2 separate regions of the Mus musculus genome follow, and region 1 is linked to region 2. The links are chromatin loops, found by intact Hi-C in ENCODE. Cell type or tissue: heart. All regions are shown on one strand. Each heading gives the region's core, and the rest is flanking DNA. Links, peaks and the distances in the headings are about the cores only. Region 1 overlaps Sorcs2 (sortilin-related VPS10 domain containing receptor 2). Region 2 overlaps Afap1 (actin filament associated protein 1).

Region 1 (2,912 bases), core at 314-2,813, 240 kb before region 2:
GACCTGCTGGCTGGCACCAGGGAATTGAAGTCTCCTATCTCATTTTTCTCTGGGCTCACAGGGCCTACCTAAGGCTTCCTCATTCAAGCTAGAGTCAGCACACTCTGTCCATCCTTAAAACTCTGGGCACAGTGGCTACTGTGCTACTGGGACAAATGACCACAACTGGGGAACTTAAAACAACAGCCAGGGACTCTCCAGGGTTCAAACCATGGCGTTACAGGGCAGTGTTTCCCCTGAAGACTGGGAAAGGAGGTCATCGTGTCCCTGCCAGCCCCTGGTGGCTGTGTCACTGAGACCTTGCTGCTGTGTGTTGATACGCATGTGACAATACTGCCCAGGTGCATGTGGACACAGTGTGCAGGTGTGCGTGCCTCCGTGCACACGTGCCTGTGGCAGCCAAAGGTCAATCCTCAGTGCCGTTCCTTTGGAGACAGTCGCTTTTGTTGCCGTCTTGTTTTTAAGGCAGAATCTCTCACTGGCCTGGAGCTGGCCCAGCGGGCTAAGCAGGCTGATCAGCAAACCCCAGGATACTCCTGACTCCACTTCCCCAGCTCTAGAAGTGTGTACCCCAGTGTCTGCATTGTTTCCGTGGGTTCCAGGCATTGAACTCGGGTTCTCCCGCTTGCACAGTGGACACTTTACCAGCTGAGTTATTGAGTCAGCCCCCCTGCCTCTGCCTCCACATGGCTGTCTCGCTGTGTATTCCTTCTAAAGACAGTGGCTGCTGGATTTAGGGTCTGAGCAGACAATTTGGGACATCTCATCTCGAGAATCTTAACTGAGCCACCTCTGTAAAGACCCCTGGTAATTTATGGGGTTCAGGACGTGAATATCTCTTCGAGGGAGCTACCCCTCAACCCATGACATGCTCTGTCATTAAGCTCTGGGGATGCCATTGGTTTTCTAAATGGCGACTGGCTCTTGCCCTGTTCTCTGTTCCCCAGCCACACTCTTTTTGTCCCTCTTCATCCATGGCTAGATCCTGGCTGCCCTCCTCAGCTGGCTACCGTGTCTCCGCCCATCCTTTCCCAGAAGACCCATGGACTTGAAAAACACACAGTCTGGTGCCATGGATGGACTCAGTGCCCCCTCATGGCTCACATCTGCCATTCCAACCCTCTACTGAAACCCCTTGATGATCCAGATGTGGAGGCTGGCAGGCAGAGCTGGAGCACCACAGGGGTGTGAGGATGCGGGTGCTCTTGGTCTCTGAGGGTTTTGTGTGATATTTGTCTCTGCTCTATAACAGCGCTGTAACATGAGATAAAGAGAAATTCACAGCACAGTGTTGTGTCTGCTACCACCCACCCTCCTCTCTGGGAGAGTGTTGCTGGGCCCTTCCATGCTTCTGGAGCCCCCACCCCCACCCCCAGGCAAGGCACAGAGGCAGTCAAGGTCGTGACAGACTGTTAGAATGGAATGGGTCCCAGGAATGGGTTTTGAGTGTTAAAACTCGGCCAGCCCTACGGACACACTGAGATCAGCCTCTCGGGAGCCCCTGCACAGTGCCTGGGGTTCATGTTCTCAGCATTTTGTCCCCACTATTGTCCCCAGCCTTTTAAAACTTGCTTTCCTAATGGCCTCCCACATAACTGAAGTTTCACTGAAGGACCCTACATGTATTTTTTAATGTGGAATTCACATCTTTCAGGCCCGTCGAGAACCAGTGTTGGCCACCTGGGGGTGCTGTTTTACCCCAGTGAATGTGGTTGGTGCAGAGAAACCAGTTCAGCCTTGCATCTCTGCCCAGGACTCAGAATGTAGATGATATGCTGATCAGGATGCCAGGCTCTGAGGTGGGACCTTAGGCTGCGTTCTAAACAAGTGCTAGGAAATTCCGATACCGCTTGTCCATAAGACAACAGGCCTGTTGCTTCCAGACAACCTGGGAGTCTCTGCAGTGCTAAGCAGCCCACTGGTAGTATCTGGTCAAGCTGGACTTTACCCGGGTGTCTGTAGGTGTCTGTGTGTGCTGGCTCCTGTCTGGCATGCACTTAGCATTGCCCCTCAGTCCTGACTTTATCCTCATCTAGTTAGTGCAGCTTCCCTAAGGAGGCCACTCAGTGTACAGAGCCCTCCCCCACCCCCGGCAAGGTTCTTTGTTACCTCTCTCATGGAAGTTTCTGTTTCCTTGCTTATACTGCTTCTGCTATTACTAGAACACAAGTCATGAGCACGGAGACCTCTCAAGGCCATACAGTTGATCACAGGATGCCATAACCAAGTACTGACTGGTGCTCGGAATGCACGTTGGCCTTGAATGCATGGGTCGGTGGACAGATGGGTGAACAAATGAATGGAGATGATGGATAGATGGTATATAGATGTGTGTATATGTGTATGTGTGCATATGCGTGTCTGTATGTAGCTAGCCGGATGGAACAATAGCTGGGTAAGTGGGTTGATGAGTGGATAGGTGGAAGGACAGATGGATGGGTGGATACATGGATGTGTGCCTGAGTCATAGAGATAGTGTGGTTTTAGGGAAACACTCCTGGGATCTTGAAGATTCTTTATGTTGATGAGGTCTTTATTGGAGAAGCCCAAGAATACAGTCAGTTCAGATGCTGTCAAGCAGGGAAAGGAGGCAGGGCATATTCTGAGCCAGGAGAAAGCTGGCTATGGTCTACCTGCTTACTCCTGCCCTCCCGCCTGGGTTACAGCCTGCAGGATCTACATTGAAGGTAGCTATTGAAGAAGGTGAATTTGAATTAGGGCCACACTTCCACGACCCAGACAGAGGACTCTACCAGAGCCACCCCTGTGGCATCCCACAGGTATATGAGACCTTGGGGCCTGCTACACAGGCAGCCAGGAGCAGCCTCAGTGGCACTGGAGTGGGATGATCCGGGCTTCCCCTCCAGGCTTGGCTGGAACCTGTCCTCTCTGTCGGGGGTGGAGAGCATCCC
Region 2 (2,912 bases), core at 150-2,649:
CTGCAGTCTGGCCATTCCCAAAGGCAGGGGAGGGCATGGTCTACACCACTACCTGGCCATCTCTGGGATGTTTGCGGCTGTTCAGCAAGCACTCGTGGTCTCTGGCAGCCACACAGCGTACCTTCAGCTGGTCCTGGATCTGCTGCGAACACTGTGAGTACCCAGGCTAGGGCTTCAGAAGCCCATGCTGCCGGGATACGCGAGATACATGATTGGGTTCCTGTTCTTGGCCAGAGCCCCTACATCCTTGGAATTCCCTAATGGTAACAAGCCACCTCCGCCCATCATAACGAGCGGCCGTCCGTCCTGGTAAGCCACAAGGATTTGGGGATAGAGGTGCCGGTGGCCGAGGAGACAGCCCTATGATCACAGTCTGGGACTTTCCACTACGATATGACAGGGCGGAAGAGCTTCTGCAATGAAGACAGCAGGAAGGAGATTCGCCCAGGGAAGGCACTATACACAGAAGGGTGCACCCAGAGAGAAGATGTACCCAGGAAAGGTGTTCACTCTGGGAGCGCACTGTACTCAGGGAAAGCATTGTACCCAGGAAAGCCTCTGTACTCCAAGAAGGCGTGTACCCAAGGAAGGTGCTAGATCCAGGGAGAGGGCGCTGTACCCAGGGAAGAAGAGGAAGCCCTGGTCTTCCATAACTCACGCACTGCCCCTCCTACCCAAGAGCTCCACACTGGTGGATTCCTAACACACCAATGACCTAGCAAATGAACCACTTCCTGAGGTCTAGGGAGGTCCATGGGGTTGAGAGAACCTCAGGTTAACATCTGTTCTGTAATTGAGCATGGGTGACAAGCTGCATTTGTGAATGACATCTGAAGGGGACAGAGCTTTTGATCTTCAGGACAGGGTCAAAGCAGTGGCTCCCTGCTGGAGTCCACAGAGAACGAGGGTGTCACCTGCTGTGAGAAGACCCAGACCTGGTGGCCACAAGGGCAGAACAAGAGTCTGCACCTCAGAAAGGGGCAGTTTGCCTCTCTTCTCTGCCCTTGCTTCTCAGAGACTCAGAGCACACCAGCCTGATGCATATCACTACCTCACTACCCAGAGGAAGCTTCCAACGTCACCAAAACAATGAAGCAAAACACTGTCCAGGGCAGGCCACCTGAAGCAGACTCCAGCTCTGCCCCTGGCTCGTCCGGCTTCCTCCTTCCTTGCCTGCATGGGGTCAGGAAGGTGCTGGAGCTCTTCAGCCCCTTCTGCTTTTCACTCTGCCCACTCAGAGCATGGCTCCTCCCAACAGTGTGCCCCGGGGAGGTGGGATGAGGGTGCCCTTCCTTGCCGTCAAGAATCCCCTTCCCTCCGCAATGCTGACTTTCATTTGTGTCCCAACCTAGCCTATTCTGTCCCTGCTCCTTGCCTGCCTCTCCTCACTAGAACACAAGCTTCTGGGTGTACTGTCACCCCAATTTCCAGAGCACGAGGAGAGATGAGCTGGCCTCTTAGGAAGCTGGGCTTGTTTCGGGACAACTGTAAAACCCCAGGAAGAAATAAGCAAGATAGCATTTGCTCCTAACTAGGGAAACTAAAATCACAGAAACTTAACCAACAAATGTATTTCCCCCAAAATCGTTTCTCTGGGGAAAGTAGCTTAGGGCAACACGGCCACTCCTGTGGCTCTGCACACCCTAATGGCCACACTCTCTCACAGTGCATTGCTGCCCCCTGCTGGAAGAAGCTGGAAAGCATGGCTCCCCCAACCCTTTCTGCAGATACAGCATCTTACACTTCCTAGCTTATGAACATTGATTTAATTATTCTATGCTTAGTCTTTAGCAAATCAAGTGTAGGGAAGTTAAATGGACAGGAAGGAGGAAATTCAAGAAGAAGATATTCACTAGCCACTTAGGAGTTCCTGCGTGTTTCACATGCGCATTCAAGGCATTGACTGAATGTCTCAGTTGAGGACAGTCCGGGAACAGTTGTGAATGAGACGTGATACATGGAAGAATGGCAGGATACCAAGTGTGCCTTCACCTGCCGGCACTGAGCACGGCTACTGCTGACCGCTCAGTGTGGCACGTGTGTGCACAGAACTCTTTCTCCTCCACATCGCAGGAACTACAACTTGCTCTGCAGCGTCAGGTTCTGGCAACCTGTCCAGTACTCACACTTATGCACAGATATCAGGAAGATCAAAGACAGTCAGCAGAGCCCGGGTCTCTAACTGGGCATATTTCTGATTCCGTCATTGGAGATGTTTGAAGGATTTGAGAATCATGACACACACACATCCTTGTTGGCAGAGGCCTTCTCCACTGGCCAGAATATTCCAACGTTTGAGGGCGGGGCACAGGCCAACTCACATGAAGCCAAGAATAATAAGCAGGGGCTTCCCACTCCCTTCTGGCACTTTTTCCAAAGTGACTTTCAGCCAAGTGTGTAAGTACAAATGAGTCTGACTCTAAAACATAAGGCCATCCCAGGGAATGCTATATGCAAATGCAGGGACCTGCAGATGGTGGCTGGAAGGTGGCTCTCCCCACCCTGTCCCGCTCCAGTCAGTCAAAAGCATATTACCACCACCATGCTCTGCTGGGCCTACAGTGGGCAACACTTGGGAGAGCTTCAGGGGATGATGTCCTTCTGTCACATGACCCATGGCCTTTGGTCAGCCTCGGTGTCCAGCACCATTTACACCCCAGCATGCCCATCTCCCAGGACAATCCCACAAGATGTTTTTTTCTCTGTTTCTTGTCCCTTTTCAATACCTTATTTTTCTCTTCCCTTCAGTCAGACACAATTGCTGATAATTCTTATAATCATTTGGCAAAGATTCACCACACAGATGCCAAGTTATAAAAAGCGAAAAATTAACTAAATCCTGGGCTATCTATCGCTGGCAAGCCACCATATTTTGAAGGCCGTTTCCTTGTTCAGTCTCCTCTCTATTAAGT

Evidence for each region. A loop is a pair of places that touch in the nucleus more often than their neighbours do. Peaks named below come from ENCODE experiments on the same cell type or tissue, not always from the same donor. Only the 100,000 strongest peaks of a DNase experiment are listed, where the experiment ranks them.
Region 1: a loop joins it to region 2, with 4 times the contacts of the local background. A loop is called at or near these places in 4 of 42 quality-filtered maps.

The regions. Positions count from the first base shown.
Region 1 is chr5:36,222,766-36,225,677 of GRCm38, reverse strand. The region is part of intron 2 of Sorcs2 (sortilin-related VPS10 domain containing receptor 2); the gene reads left to right. Among named protein-coding and RNA genes, the nearest start is that of Psapl1, 20 kb to the right of the region's middle. In heart, for the core only: a CTCF peak has its summit at 1,669 (motif pointing right); no DNase peak of the experiment used is centred there; H3K27me3 peaks cover 404 bases.
Region 2 is chr5:35,980,959-35,983,870 of GRCm38, reverse strand. The region is part of intron 11 of Afap1 (actin filament associated protein 1); the gene reads right to left. Among named protein-coding and RNA genes, the nearest start is that of Afap1, 89 kb to the right of the region's middle. In heart, for the core only: a CTCF peak has its summit at 1,689 (motif pointing left); a DNase peak (open chromatin) is centred at 1,650; H3K27ac peaks cover 427 bases.